2 separate regions of the Homo sapiens genome follow, and region 2 is linked to region 1. A link is a loop called in an ENCODE intact Hi-C map of the cell type or tissue named here. Cell type or tissue: heart left ventricle. All regions are shown on one strand. Links, peaks and the distances in the headings refer to the core of each region. The heading gives the core; the rest is flanking DNA. Region 1 overlaps LOC105373734 (a long non-coding RNA gene). Region 2 overlaps CERS6 (ceramide synthase 6).

Region 1 (11,124 bases), core at 2,661-7,660:
AAATTTACATCTATGTATCATATTTTTATGCTACTGTAAGCAGCATTGTTTTATTTAAATTTCTGATAGTTTGTTGCAGGTACATAGAAACGCAACTGATTCTTGCTTGCTGATCCTGTATCCAGCAACCTTGCTCATTTATTAGTTTTAGGAGCTTTTTAAGATTTGCTCAGATTTCCTATGTAAGCTATCACATTATCTGGGAATAAAGGGAGTTTTACTTCTTCCTTTCCAATCTGAACATCTGTTATTCTTTTTTCTTTTTTTTTTTTTTTCATTATTGCCCAAGCTAGAGTCTCAAGCACACTTAAATAGAAGTGGTGAGAGCAGACATTCTTGTCTTGGTCCTGACCTTAGTGGGAGAGTATTCAGTATTTCATCATTAAGTATGATGTATGGCTATAGTTTATTTCATAGATTCCCTTTATCAGGTTAAAGACATTCCCTTCTTATCCAAATTTGCTGAGAGATTTTTAATGAGAAACAGATGTCATGTTTTGTCAAATGCTTTTCTGTGCCTATTTGGTCTGTTTATATGGTGAATTACATTAAGTTGATTTTCAAATGTTAAATTCTTGGATTCCTCAGATAAATAGCATGTGGTCATGTTGTAGCCTTCTTTTTCTAAATTATTACATATGATTCCCAAAGTGGTTGTTTTTTTTTTTTTTTTTTTTTTTTTTTGAGACGGAGTCTCACTCTGTCGCCCAAGCTGGAGCGCAGTGGCCTCGCTGCAAGCTCCGCCTCCCAGGTTCACACCATTCTCCTGCCTCAGCCTTCCAAGCAGCTGGGACGACAGGCGTCCGCCACTATGCCCGGCTAATTTCTTTTGTATTTTTAGTAGAGATGGGGTTTCACCGTGTTAGCCAGGATGGTCTCGATCTCCTGACCTCGTGATCCGCCCATCTCGGCCTCGCAAAGTGCTGGGATTACAGGCGTGAGCCACCGCGCCTGGCCAGCACACACCTCTGTTTTAAAGTAAAAAGCACAAAACAAAGTAAATCCAGAAAAGGATTGCTTTCATGTGCTTTCTACCCCATTTCCTCCCTCCCTATATAAGAGGTAATTGTTTTTGTCAGATTTTGTCTCATCCTTTCATTGTTAATTTTTGAAAATATAAGCAAATACAATTATATAGTTCCTTAACCAAAAGATAGCACACAATAAACACAGTTCTGCTCTGCTTGTAGGTTAGAATTTTGATTCCTGTTAAATTGCAACTCTTCTAGGAAAAATAAGGAGGTACATGTTAAATAAAGAGGTGCATGTTAAACTATCACTAGTTTCACACTTTGGTAGAAATTAGTTTCCTTGTCTTTTTTGAGAGCTGGGAAGTGTCTGAATGAGATTGAAAAGTTTCCTTTGAGAATAGGGATGAATTCAGGAATCTCGGAGCGTCACAAGCAAACTTCACTTTTACTTGGCATCAGAGGAGTGGGAAGGCAGGTGCTGGCAACCTGTTGAGGTGGCAAGGCTGCATGGATGAGTGCTCAAGTGCTGGCTTATACAGTATAAATCCAGCTACTTTCATTGTTATAAAACTGCTGGCCATCAGAGGGGGTAATTAGAGTTTTATGTTTTAGTTGGACTTCTCAGCTGAATTAAATGTGATAAGGCTGTGCTTATCACTCTTGTGAAAGTCATTTCTACAATATTTACACAAACTCTATGAGACTTAAATCTTTTATTGATTTTCTGTTTGTCTCTGATAATGTTTCACTGAGAGGAAATGACTGAGATCCTGGAATTCGCGTCTTTAACACATGACTGTTCCCAAAGTCATGAGTTGTTGTTGTTGTTGTTGTTGTTAACAAACCTCTTTATTTCCTACAATAAGTATATTCCATCTTGCATTTGCTTTAATAGATGAGAGTTTCCAATGTCATTAGTGATTTTTAGCACTTTATAGTACCATCATATTTTTATAACCAAGGCCAGGGAGATGAAAGGGGTATTGACAATATTTGTTGGCATTGGTTGTTGTCTTTGTAACCAGAACTGCCTCTTTTATTCTGTGCTTTTTCTAATTATTTCTGGTTATGATAATGTTTTTCTTTGGCTTCTAGGGGGAAGTATGTAATGATGTTTGTGACAAAAAATAAATGTGATCAACTGGTAAAAACAGCCTGATGTTGTGTCTTCAGTGAATGTTCCCACTAGCCAGGCTGAGCTTAAGGTTAGTGATCCCATGGCACACACAACCTTCAGGTAAAGCCAACAGGGAAGAAACGAATTCAAAACAGTGTAAAATAGTATAGAGCCAGCACTTTCTATTCTATAGAGAGAAGTAACCTCAGAAAAAGACTATGGCAAATGACTAGGGCAACCCCTTATGTCTTCACATCATATTCCATCCTCTATGATGAAAGAGCAAAGTTACTTGAGATTGGAGCATAGTTAGAGGATGGAAAGAAATTTAAGTGTTCCCGTTCAATGCTGCTTTACATACCTGCATTTAAAGGGTCTCAAGACTTTTGACCTGCTGTAATGATTACTGTTCCAGTCTAATTGGTTGACCACTAACATTTGCGACCTACTATACTTACCTGGATAACAGGATCTAAAATAATGGTCCCAAGCCACAGTTTGTCTGTAGGAGCTATTGTGTTACATAATATGTGTGTGCTGAGTTAGTTTGGTGATTCATGTATAACTGATTGTGGTTATAATCTAGTAGGAGATAACCAAAGGCATAGGATTTGGGTCATAGAGTGGAATGAAGAGTCACCATATTCTCTTCTCAAAGATAATTTAGAATCAGAGAAGCCAAGTAAGACATCTTTAGAATCAAACAAACCAAGTAAGAGCAGAGAATCTGTACTAGAGACCAACAGCCTCCAAAAGAGACGACCAAAGTTCTCCCTGACATGTCAGAGACTTGAGAATGAGTGCAATTCATACAAAAGAATTGGCATCCCATGATCCAACCTAAAGACAGAAAGTCAAGTCCTATTTTGTCCACTTACTCTTGTGTGTCCTTGAACAAATTGCTATGGAGACAATAATCTCTGTCTATTTCACACGGCTTTTGTGACAAAGAAAATGTATATGAGAGAGAAACTCTCGCTGTAAAGTATTACAGAACTAAAAAGACTACCTGAATGACCAGAATGTGAAGGAAGGGGAAGCAGCATTTTGAGTATTCCTTTTTTCCAACCAATATATTCCGTTGATCCTAATGACAACTCTGGTGCTCTTAGCTTATTCTTGCCCCACAAGCACAAAGAAACAGATTTAAGGGTGTGGGATAGTTCCCTGAGCCCAGCCTTCCTTACAGGAGGTCCTTAATCCCTTAGGTGGGAACATTTTTTCAGAAAAAGACTCTCCTGAACATTTGCTGACTTTCCCTATGGCCTATTAAGTCTTAAATACATATACTGTGGGGCAGGTCAAACATTCCCTTAAATTCTTTCAGCTTCAGAATTATTTAATGTGACAGTCGCCATGATGGCATAATAGAGCCACCCAATACCCACGCTGACTGGACCTCACCATTCCGCAGCTCTCTTTAGCAGCTTCCTTTAATAGCTTAAATCTACCCCTCAGGAACTCCCAACTTCCCTTTAAATGTGATTAAATTTTGTATTTAATTGTTTAATTATTTTTAAACTAATTTCTGCCTCTAGGTGTATGGTCAACTAAACAATCCAAAAACCATGTAGCTCCACAATAATCAGAAATTCTGGATCCAGTAAAACAAGTCTCCTTTAAGACATGGCTGAATGCTGGAAGAAAGTAAAGAAAGTTCCTGGAGTCAAAGATGAAGTGAGAAGGAAAAATCAGAGCAGTGAGTACGTGCATGTATGCTAGAGCCACTCAGGGTGGGAGTTGCCTGGCTTGGCCACCTAGAGGCTTGGATTAGAATGCTCAGGCCAGGGCAGAATGTGAGGCCTGGAGATACAGAATGCTGGGTGTTGGAACTGCAACCCCTGCAGAAATCCTGGTCTTCAGAAGGGCTATACTCAGAGTGAGGGAATGAATCAGGAAATGCACCCATCGGCTCAGGGAGACAATAAAGGTGATTTTCTATCTCAGTGGTCTGGGCTCTAGGGGAAAAGTTTCCCTTGAGAGTTTGTAATCATGGGTCTGTCATTCCATTGGTTCTGAAAACCTCTAAACTGAGAAATAAACATAAACTGAGGTGGGGGCAGTAATTCCCCTTGGGCAACTAACAGAAACAAGGGCAAAACCTTCCTGATCTAGAGGATTAGGGTTGTCCAGGCCCCTCGGGATTCCCTCCAGCCGTTCCTGCATTTCAAGATGCATGCTCTTAAGCTCTTATTCTCATACTTTTCAGTTCCAATGACCACAACTCTTTCAACAAATTTTTATAGGAGTTTCCAGAAACTTCATCCCGCTCATTTTTTTCTGTGTTCTAACATGTCATGTTTCATTTAAAATGTATCCTTTTCCTCCAGTTCAGACCTAAAGGTAATACACCAGAAATTGTCTAATGTGTGGTATAAAATAGGACCATGATAAAAAAAAACCAAAGTAATAAAAAATTATATTACTGTAATAATTTATTAACGTCATATCACTATAATAAAACTTTTATTATAATAACAACTACAGTTGATATGTCTTATGTGCCAAATACTATGTACTAGACATGCACACTCCTTTTTAATCCTGAGGAAATCCTGGGATAGGTTCTAACACTACCCTCCTTCTACACATGAGGAGAAAGAGGCTTAGTAACTTACCCAGGGTAAAGGAGCTGGGAAGTGGTCACAGAGCTGGCAATGTGTTATCACCAAAGCCAGGATTGAAACCCAGCCCTATCTACCTTCAATGCCCTTGCTTTAAGCCACGAATCCTCCATCTCTCTTAATACTAGTCCTGGTAGGGCTAGTTCCCTTGTTAGTGACTATCACGCGCTTGAAAGTGTTTGAAGCGACCTAATATTCCTAGGATCCTTACTTCTATAAACATTTAAATCACAGTTATTTTTCCCAAAGATAGATTGTCATGGGAGAGGGGAACAAAGACTAATGAGGAAGGCACAGGCAGGAAGCGGGCAGAGGACCAGAAACAAAAGCAAAGATAGGAGTGGGTGGGGACACGGGAAATTTCTTTTGCTTACTTCACAAGCTTACAGCCGACCTGGCCTGGCAGGTGACAAGGTGCCTCTGGATGACACAGCCAGGGATTCTTCTAGGCCAGTTGCTTTTGATTTCTTACATTTTTTTGAAGGTAATACTAGATTTCTGAAACGGCTCTCACCGACGCGCCTTTGTTTCTCCTGGAGCCACGGCTCCTCAGCAGAGGACATTTGTGTTTGGGAAGCCTGCCCCCTCCTGGATTAGTGAAATCTTACAGGCCAGGTTTCCAAGCTCTCCAAAATTAGATCTAGTGTGTGAAAATGTTTAAACTGTCGTTCAGAGATTTGAGGAAAACAAATAATTTCTTTCATATGATTTCCCTGAGATTTTTGGATTCTTCTCATATAAATCTTTAGGTGTATTTTATGGATTTTGAAATAATACCCACCTAAAAATCCTGAAAAAATGTTTTAAGGACCCAAAGAGATAATAATAACAGCAATAATGGTAAACATTATATTCAGTGATTTCTATGTGCCAGCACTGTGCAAAGTACCCTGTGAATAATGCCAGTTGCAGCACTCACCACCACCCCAAGAGACAGGTTCTCTGCATTATTACCCCCCACCTTACAGAAAGCCTCAAAGCAGCAGTCCCCAACTTTTTTTGGCACGAGGGACCATCTTTGTGGAAGACAATTTTTCCACAGACCAGGCAGGGGGTCGGGGTGGGAGTGGTTTCAGGATGAAACTGTTCCACCTCAGATCATCAGGCATTAGATTCTCATAAGGAGTGTGCAACCTAGATCCCTCGCATGCACAGTTCACAATAGGGTTCACGCTCCTATGAGAATCTAATGTCACTTGCTGATCTGACAGGAGGCAGAGCTCAGAGGCAGTAATGCTCATTCTCACCAGCCGCTCACCTACTGCTGTACAATCCCATTCCTAACAGGCCACAGACTGGTACAGGTCCGCAACCATGGGGACCCCTGCAAACTGGAGATCTTCTCTACCACCACCCTCACACACCCAACCACCCGTAGGTTGGGAGCCCCTGAAATTCTTGAACTGTCATGCCATCCTATTGACCACACTTGATTGAATCAGAAATAATCAACCAAGCTGAGTTACTTGGACACTTTCTCCTGGGAATTTGGAAGCAGAATGAAAATAGCCATCAGTCTAGGCTTGTCACTTGAATGGAGGTCATCAAACATCAGGAGCCCACTGTGGAAGAGCATGTGCTGCCACGTGCATGGAGAGGCAGAAAAAGATAACCAGAAGAAAGAGAAAAGAACAAAGGGGAAGCACAGAAAAAAGACAACTTCCCTTTTCTTAGTCCCAGTCCCCCGTGAGGCTCCCCTGCTGGTTACACTGATTTGGCTACTTGAAATAGGTTTGTTTTTGTCTATCAAAAAAAAAAAAGTGTATATAACTAAGTCGTGTGAGCAGTAATATGTAAAAGTGAACCAAATCTACTGTTATAATGGAATAAAATCTGAAGTTAATATGGCACATTGAATGATGTGCATAATTTTATTGTACTCCATGGCAATTAGGCTCTAATAGGGAGCAATTAATGAAAATGACTATAATTATTATCATGTCAACAACGCCAAGCCAAGCAATTCCAAAGTCAGCTGTAGGGAGGAGGAATTAGAGACAGCAGGAAGTTGTTCTGGGGTTCCTCAGAAGAACCTGGGATTTAAAAACCAGGAGACTAAGTCCCCCACCTTGCCGCTCACTTCTCTAGCAACCATCACCCAGGAGGACTCCGGAGGTCCCAGCTAAGAAGCTGTGAGCCTCTAGCTACTCCTCACCACTCTCCTTGCACTACCTCTTCCCTTGCTGCTTCTCCAAAGAGGAGTCCTGAGGATGGTGGGTTGTTGGGGAAGGGCTGCATCTGCTTGAGAGGCTGTCTGTTCCTCAACACTGGATTGGTGAAAGCTGGAGCACAGAGAATTGGAAGCTGTTTTAGAAGAAGTTGCCAGCCTACTTTCCGTGGTGCACACCTCCTTCAGTCTATGTCTACCCTTGGCACAAAGCATCATCAACATGGTCCAGAATAGCTCAGCTGGGATCTGTGTTGAGGATGGCGATGAAATCCTCATGGCAATAAAATGCATGCAATGGCCTGGCTTTGCTCTCTGTTCCATGGGCAGCTGCGGCTAGGAGTGTGACACATGGTTGAGGTAGGACTGGATTGGGTTGTTGAGACTGCTGCATCCCAACCAAATACCATCATCTCAGTCTCTTTTCCACTGACGTACAACTAACAAAGACCCTTCAGAACAGTCAACGAAAGCCAGATCCTAGACATCTGAGTAGTTTGACTTAAAGTAGCCAGCACTTAGAAAAATCCAGTGACTGGAAGTATTCTGTTTTCCTCCTTCCACTAAACCAGTACCTCAGTCTGAACTTCCACCAATTTGTGCATTTGTGTTAGTAAGCAAATAAGTATCAGCTATTTTACATGTATTACTTCCTTGAAAATGGTTGTTTTTTTTTTTGGTTTGGGGGTTAATTAATCTAATTAATTAATTAACTGTGATCCTGGCATAAGAGTAATGGGAATGGTATGGAAAGAACCAAGAAAGGTTTTTCTGGAGTTATTCAGTACACATTAAGTACCATGTGTTAGTCATTGTGTTAGGCCCTGGAGGAAAAAAATCACAAAACAGAGCTCTACTTTTTTTATTTTCAGATGCAGTCTCACCCTGTTGCCCAGGCTGGAATGCAGTGGCACCATCCTGGCTCACCACAACCTCCACCTACTGGGTTCAAGCGATTCTCCTGCCCCAGCCTTCCAAGTAGCTGGGACTACAGGTGTTTCTGTATTTTTAGTAAAGATGGGGTTTCGCCATGTTGGCCAGGGTGGTCTCGAACTCCTGACCTCAGGTAATCCACCTGCCTTGGCCTCCCAAACTGCTGGGATTACAGGTGTGAGCCACCACACCTGGCCAGAACTCTACTCTTCAGGAACTTAGTGCATCAGGTACTCAACAGTAAGTAGCGTGATGACTTAGGGGCAGGAAAAAAGGAGGCTGTTTCTATCTTGGAACATTTTAATAACCTCCGAACATTTTATACGGATAAAGCTGGGTTAAAACAGATATTAAGAGGTGCCTAGGAGAGAAAGGATTGGGGTGGGAACTGGAAGAAAATTGTAGGAAAGGGGAGGGTTGTTATCTTGGAGCTGGAGATGGCTTCGTCCTAGTGCATCTGAGGGCTGTTTTTAAATAGTGTCTGTCTGAATCATTCCTCCGCCCTCCACCCTTCACTTTCCACCCTCCACCCAACCCTCTTCCTGAGTCACCCTGGCTGCCATTTCTCATTCTGAAAGGAGAAAGAGGAAAGGATATAATTTGTATCAAATCCCTACAAGCTGCTAGGATACATTGGTGCATTTCCTTTGGAACATTTCATCTACACATACCACAGTGCAATGGATGCGAGTTCTTCTGTGTAAAGATGGGGAAACTGAGGTGCAAAGGGGTAGGTAGCATGACTCTCCCCTTATTACACAGCTGGTAAGAGAAAGTGCCATAATGCAAACTCACATTCTAAATTATAACTTTATCATTAATAACGACTAGAACATGCATGCTGCTTTTTTTTTAAAGTTAAAAAAAAAAGCAGGTAAGTGTGAAACACAAAAATCTTTCCTTCTCTACATTCCAAAGTGTTTGGGGACACATCCCTATACAGTTTTTCTTGCATCCACAAATGTGTACTTACATATGTGACATGTAACTGTATATGTGAACATGAAAATTTTGACATAAAAGGGCATTCTAACCATATTGCTCTACAAATCACTTCTGTCACCTAATGCTACATCATGGATATCCTTCCATAATGTCCACATCTTTACATGTACTTCATTTTTCTAAGATCTATATGAAATTTAATAAATATATATTAGGTAAGCATTTTCTTATTGATGAGGATGTCTCTATTTTAAGATTTAATATTAGTGCAGTATTTAATACTAGTTAAAGTATTCTCTGTATCTGAGTTTTAAAATTTACTCAAATGTAATGCACAGGAATTCTGAAATGGAAATTTAAGTATCCCTTTCTCTCACCCTCCATTCCAACTTCCATTCCCCAGAGTTGCGATGTTGCTATTGTTGCTTTCGTGTTTTTCTTCTAGTACTTAACATTTCAACTTTAAATACATATAGTTCTTGATTTATCTGTTTTAGAAAGTATCTGTTGTCTTGCCTCGATGACAGCTGAGTTTACCATACTTTTTTTTTTTTTTTTTTTGAGAGGGAGTCTCACTCCATTGCCCAGCCTAGAGTGCAGTGCCACAATCTCGGCTCGCTGCAACCTCCGCCTCCCAGGTTCAAGCAATTCTCCTGCCTCAGCCTCCCAAGTAGCTGGGATTACAGGTGCCCGCACCACGTCCAGCTAATTTTTTTTATTTTCAGTACAGACAGGGTTTCACCATGTTGGCCAGGCTGGTCTCGAACTCCTGACCTCAGGTGATCCACCCACCTTGGCCTCCCGAAGTGCTGGTATTACAGGCGTGAGCCACCACACCTGGCCAAGTTTACCATACTTGTGCTATCTCTACCTCTTTCTTTTAAATGTTAGTCATATTAATAATTTTTAAATTATTCAGTTTAAATTTGTACTTTTCTATAGATATGTCGTGTGATTTGTCAAAAAATTTAAATTTTTGACAAAATGTCTTATGTACTTTGTCAAAAAATTTAAATTTTCAAAAAATGTAAAATCCAATCTCAAAAAATGTATTCTGATTATGTAAATATTATATACTATAGTTCCAAGAAGTATGATAGGATCCATAGGAAAGGAGACCCTGTCCTCTGTCACTTAACCATGCTGGCTGCTTGAAGGAGAAGGATTGAGATCTAATGGCTTATGCTTTTATTTCTTTTCAGTTTCCTCCTAAGCCATACTGGGCTGCCACTGTTCTTCATATATCAGGTTCAAGCTGATGGATCCAAGCCAAAGGACTCCATATTCTCCAAAGCCTATAAGCAGAATGCTGGTGTGGTGTGGGGGGGGAAGAAGTTCCATTGTGTCCCTACTGAAGGGACACAGAAGTACCAAAAGGGTCACTGAACTGCCAGGTACCAAGTGGTACCAGGTGCCACGAGGCTGCCAAAGGCAGAGATGAGCCAAGCCATCAACTTCAGCTGAGGTTGAGACATGGCATCCATAAATGCCAAACAGGACCATACTCTATGCAGAGAATAAGGATCAGAAAATCAAGTGCAAAACGGGAAGTCTCCCTAGAACCCACATGTGCTGATTCAAGACACCCTTATTCTCAAGCCACAGTGTTACCTATTCCCTTGCCCCGAACACCCAGATACCATTTTGGTGAGGAACAGGAGAAAGGAAAGGGAATACAATGTAAAAGGACTGTTTGAATCAGAAGAGATTGACATATTGATATTTGTCCAGTTCCATGGTTTCTACCCCACACCCAATAAGAAAGAGGCTTAAGAGGAACATTAGTTCATGAGACTAACTGGCTGTTCATTAAACCCACAGCTGGACTACATTTTCAGCCTTCCTTGCAGTTAGGTGTAACCATGTGAATGGATCTGGCCAATAAAATGTGAGTAGAAGTGGTAGATCCCATTTCCTGACCTGTTACACAGAGAGCTCCCATGCATTATCCTTTATGTTCTTCTCTTTTCCACAGTGATCTTGGAAACCAGGTATTGAAGATGGTGAGGCCACAGATGGAAGGCACCTGGATCCAGATTTAAAAGAGTTGCCTGCCAATCAGGAACACCCTTTTTGAGCTTTGGGGATGTGTTTTAGTTCTCATATTCCTGCATAACAAACTACTCCAAATTTAGTGGATTAAAACAACAATTTATTATAATCCCTATAAATTCTGTGGATTGACTGGGTTTAGCTGGGTGGATCTCACTTGGGGTGACTCATATGATTGCAGTCAGATGTGGGCATTTTTCTTTTAATTTTTATTCACTGCCTAGATCCTTTACTGGGCCCTGGGAAGTACATTATTGAGAATTCATATTTTCGGCCAGGCATGGTGGCTCATGCCTCTAATCCAAGCACTTTGGG
Region 2 (5,000 bases), core at 1-5,000, 180 kb before region 1:
TGGACTAGGACACATGGCATTATAAATCTGCATAAACCCACAGAATGTACAACACCAAGAAGGAACCCTAAAGTAAACCATGGACTTTGGGTGATAATAATATGACATAGGTTAATCGACTGCAACAAATGTACTCTCTGCTGGCAGATGTTAATAACAAAGGAGTCTACGCATGTGTAGGGACAGGGATATGGGAAATCTCTGTACTTTCTAATTCAATCTTGATGTGAACCTAAAACTGCTCTTAAAAATAAAGTCTGTTTTTAAATAAAGAAGAAAAATCCACTGATGCTAAGGGGATACTTTCAGGAAAGGAGGCAAACAGGATAAGCATGTCCAGTCTTCCTCTTCCAGCCAAGCAGCCTCCCTCTAGAACCTTCTGTTGACAGAAACTATAGGGAAGAAGCCGGCAAAGGAGAAACATGGTTTTAGAGCCTCAGCCCCAGTGTCACAAACAAAATATGAAGGGTGGATTTGGAGCCAAGAGATAATGGCTTAATAACCAGCACAGAGTGTTCTTCACGTGTTCAAACGCTTCAATCTGGGGATGCTCCTGCCAACTGGGCATCTATCTTCACTTGCTTTTTATAGCACAGGCTAATACAGAATTTGTTGAAGGCTGCTGGATAAGAAACTAAAGAGATACTAACTGACCAGGACATTTATTTTCTCCCTCTCTCATTCAAAACCTTCTGCTGTCAGGCCACTCGCACAGGGTGTGGAAACATCTGCATTCCAAACAATTTACTGTTTGTATTAAGAAGCCTCATTGTATAAAAAGCAGCTAAACAGCTTTAAAGGCAAGCTGTCATAGGTTCAAATCCTGATTTGATCACTTACTAGCTGTGAGATATTAAGTTAGTTTACCTCCCTGAGTCAGTTTTTCTGTAATACAGTTATATCACCTGGACCATATGGCTGTTTAAAGAATTAAATGATACACTGGTGTGAAGTGCCTGGCACATATACAGGCAAATGCTGGTTTTCTTCTCTTTGTATGAGAAAAATAACATATCAATAAGTTAAAGAGCTATTAATAACCAGCTTTTCTTTTTTGAGCTCTTCATCGTGTACTTCCAGTTGGTCTATGAACTGCTTGTGCTTCTAGGAGAATATCCCCTCAATGCCAGAAAACCTAAACAGCAATGGAAACTCACAGGATTAAAATCAAAGAGAAGCTCAAATAAGAGGCCTTAGAGAGCAAACTTTGAAGCTAACAAAGGCAAAACACAGCTTACTCATAAGGAGCAAATAGGAGAAAACAGAATGAAATATTCACTTGGCTCTTAATAAGGAAACATGCATATCCTCTTGGGGGACATTTTGTTTTCTTAATGCAAATTTGCATTACCCAAACAATGGATACAGATCCACATTATTTTTTAAGAGATTAGTATTCTCTTGATTTATTGTAATCCTTAAATAGCCACAACCCTAGGGGCATCATTAGAAAGCACACTGAGTGGACATAATGGTATTAAACTCTCAAAATTCTTTGATAGGAGCATTTATGAGAAATAACCAAATGTGCAAGTAAATATCAAAGCTCAATTAAATTTTTAAAATGAAGGTCATTTCCATTTAAAGCTCAGTGGTAGACTCAATCAATGAGGCATTTTCCTAAGGGGCAACAGCTCATAGAGTGACTTAAATGAGTTCTTATTTAAAGACCTGCAGAGAAGGGTCATAAAATGCTAGTAATGATGGTGTGATAATTGTAAGAAAAGGGCATTTTACCATAAAAATTTTTTTGAAAGGCAAAAGTCAAGTTTTTCTTTGTCCCCATTAGGGACTTACCAAAATAAAATCATTTCACAGGGGCTCGGGCCGTTGTATAGGACTTTGAATACCCTCTGGCCCAAAAGCCCATTGAATGTTTAAATTTCCTCAAGCCTCGTCATCACTGACAAGGGATTATTTACCCCATTACAAGAATTGTGACCCAAGAACCATAAGCATTGGTATTTTCTGGTAGATATATTAAAAATGCAGACTCTCAGGCCCAATTCTAGGCCAACTCAAATCAGATTTTGTGTTTTAACAAAAATCCCCAAATAACTGCCATACACAATGCAGTTTGAGATGCTGTACTTCGTCCAGTGTTTCTTAAGGTGTGGTCTCCAGACCAACAGCCTCAGCCTCACCTGAGAAGCAGATAAAAATACAAATTCTGGGGACCTGTCCCAGCCCTACTAAATCAACAACTCTGGGCGTGGGGCCTAGCAACCTGGGTTTAACAAGCCCTCCAGGTAATCCCGAGGCATGCTGAAGCTTGAGAACCACTGCCTTGGCCTGGACTTGAACAGACTGGTCTTAAGGAATGAAGGAATTCTCTAAAGCAGCCCACACTGCACCTGTGGGCACCACCCTAAGGAAATTCTTCCTTAGAACTGAACCTAAATGTCTCTCCATAGCTCTGCCAACTGAGCCTTTCCTACCAAGAGGAATAAAGACAAACTTTCTTCCACATGACAATCCTCCAACATCCAAAAATAGCTATGATATTATGCATCTTTTTTTCTTCAGGAAAAATGTCCACATAGCTAGAGATACAGACATAGACACAGATATATAGTTTAGATATATAATACACAAGTAATATAGTTAAAATATATATTAATATATACTATAATTAATTTTATTAGCTATTATAATGGCATAGTCACTGTGTGAAATAAATCCTTTTTAAAGAGAGATGTGTAAGTACATATCACATACATAAAACCCCGTATTTACTAAAAGAAGAGTAAAATGATCATCTGTCTCATTCTAGAAGTCAAATACCAACGATCAGAGCTACAGACACTAAGTTTTTAGCAGCCACATCATTCACTAGGCTTATCTCATCCCAACCCCCTGAGTGCTACAGCAACAATAATATTATTGTTTATCATTTCGTTACACGGATTTTCTTTCCACAAATGCCCCTTTTTGAAAGGTGACTTGGGTGTCTCAATTCCGTCTCTATCTGAGTCTCCATTCTCATTTCAGCTTGACCCAGCATGGAGCAGCACTGAGCTATCTGGATAGAGACTTCAGAGAAGACTGAGACTTAGCTCCATTCCTTTCACAATCACCACGTCTTTTTCCTTAATTTCTTCCTATATAGCAAAATTAGCTCAATGACTTCTCTAATTGTATGGAAAATAACTTGGCATGCTTATTAAACATCATTCAAAATGAAACTAATGTAAGTCATGAGCATTCTAAGCCTACCACAGTTCATTAAACTGCATGATATTATCACATCACACTAAGAAAGTTGGAGCTGTGACTCAAGGTCCTTTGAGACTTCCTTTTGCATAAAACACACTACCTGCTTCTATAGGTTACAAATAATAGATGTCAGACACACACACGAACTCAACATTCAACTTTAAATGCAGTCCAGGGTGGCCCTTGAATGAGTTGAACATGAAGGGGAAAAACATCAGCATGTCTACTGGAGAAGATAAGTCTATTTGCAGGAGCATCCAGCACTGCAACTGGCACAGAACAGACAAGTCTGAAGAGGACACTAAGTTATATTTTCATCCATCTACTGCTGTCTAATGCAGCACTGCAGCAACCACCATGGCATGTGTGGGCTGCAAATACTTCCCGATATGCCCACTGATTACTCTCCTAGGACACCTGCTATACAAACCCAGGGCTTCAGTCTTTGCAGAGGTCTAAAGGCCACTGCCTGTCCATCTACACCTATTGAAAATGTCAGTGAATATCACAAATAATATCTTCTCCAAGATTTTCTTGAACCTCCACGCCTCTCTCCAAATCTTCCTATAATAGTGTTGTATTTGTCACCTGCTTGACACTGTAGTTATTCCACAGATCACTATAGTCATTTGGTTATTGGCCTTCTCTCCACCAGCAGGTAGTGGGGTCCCTAATGGCCAGAGCTTGCTCTTTCTACTCTAAAAGTGCTGCACGTGCCACTGTCGTACACAGTGTGGCTCTTCCACCCAACGACCACCTCTCTTTCATTCATACAAACAAAACACCCCTTTTATTTAGGAAGGGTAATTCTGAATTATGATTCATCTCAGACAATCATGAAAATCAGATTCTTACTCTCTAAATATCTGTTTTCTCTGTTTCCCTAGCAGGTGTAGAGAAGTTTACTGGGGGTACTAGAAAGGACTGAAAAAAATCTTCTTCCCTGATAAGAGAACAACTGTTCATTTTTCCACTCAGCCTTTAACTTCTGCTTCCTTCCTTGCGGTAAAAGATAATGTCGTTTGAAGCAGGGATAATGGGATCAAGAGGTGACAAGCTTAAGGACAAAACCCAAAATGGTAGAGCAGAGAGGCAGAAAGGCTCTACGTCTCTATGGCTTTGTAAAGCTAGTGCAGCAAAACCAGAACAACTGACCTACATGCTTCTGTTATACAAGATCATCAGTTTTCACCTAGTCAGTATCAATCAGGTACTGTTACTTTCAGCCAAAAGCATTACTAATACAGCTATCAATAGTATCATTGCTGGCACATAATAAATGTTTGACTATTTATTCAGATATAACTATCTAATTGAGTTTCATCTACTTGAGTAGTTAGAAAACACACAAAAGTTCTTGTTATCTCATTGCCACCATTTTCTCTCCCTTTATTCAAAATTTCAGGGGCCAGGCACAGTGGTTCACACCTGTAATCTCAGCACTTTGGGAGGCCAAGGCCTGAGGATCACTTGAGCCCAGGAATCCGAGCCCAGCCTGGGCAACAAAGTGAGACCCTGTCTCTACAAAAAAGTAAAAATTATTTAAAAATTAGCCAGTTGCAGTGGTACATGCCAGTAGTCCCAGCTACTCAGTGGGAGGGGAATGAAACTGGAGGATCACTTGAGCCTGGGAGGTCAAGGCTGCAGTGAGCCATGATTGTACCACTGCACTCTAGCCTGAGCAACAGAGCGAGACCCTGTCTAAAAAAAAAAAATTCACCTAAGTTACAGGGAAGAGCCAATTCCTAACTTCAATGAATGCTAACACTTTTAGCTTACTAACT

Evidence for each region. A loop is a pair of places that touch in the nucleus more often than their neighbours do. Peaks named below come from ENCODE experiments on the same cell type or tissue, not always from the same donor. Only the 100,000 strongest peaks of a DNase experiment are listed, where the experiment ranks them.
Region 2: a loop joins it to region 1, with 2.5 times the contacts of the local background. A loop is called at or near these places in 2 of 110 quality-filtered maps.

What each region holds. Positions count from the first base shown.
Region 1 is chr2:168,340,985-168,352,108 of GRCh38, reverse strand. It overlaps LOC105373734 (a long non-coding RNA gene), which reads left to right. Exons shown (of 6, transcript XR_923559.3): 3 at 2,067-2,176; 4 at 3,627-3,791; 5 at 7,752-10,645; 6 at 10,733-10,920. Among named protein-coding and RNA genes, the nearest start is that of STK39, 99 kb to the right of the region's middle. In heart left ventricle, for the core only: CTCF peaks have their summits at 3,847 and 5,293 (motif pointing left); a DNase peak (open chromatin) is centred at 5,248; H3K4me3 peaks cover 608 bases; H3K27ac peaks cover 221 bases.
Region 2 is chr2:168,522,471-168,527,470 of GRCh38, reverse strand. The region is part of intron 1 of CERS6 (ceramide synthase 6); the gene reads right to left. Among named protein-coding and RNA genes, the nearest start is that of MIR4774, 58 kb to the left of the region's middle. In heart left ventricle, for the core only: no CTCF peak of the experiment used is centred there; no DNase peak of the experiment used is centred there; H3K27ac peaks cover 5,000 bases.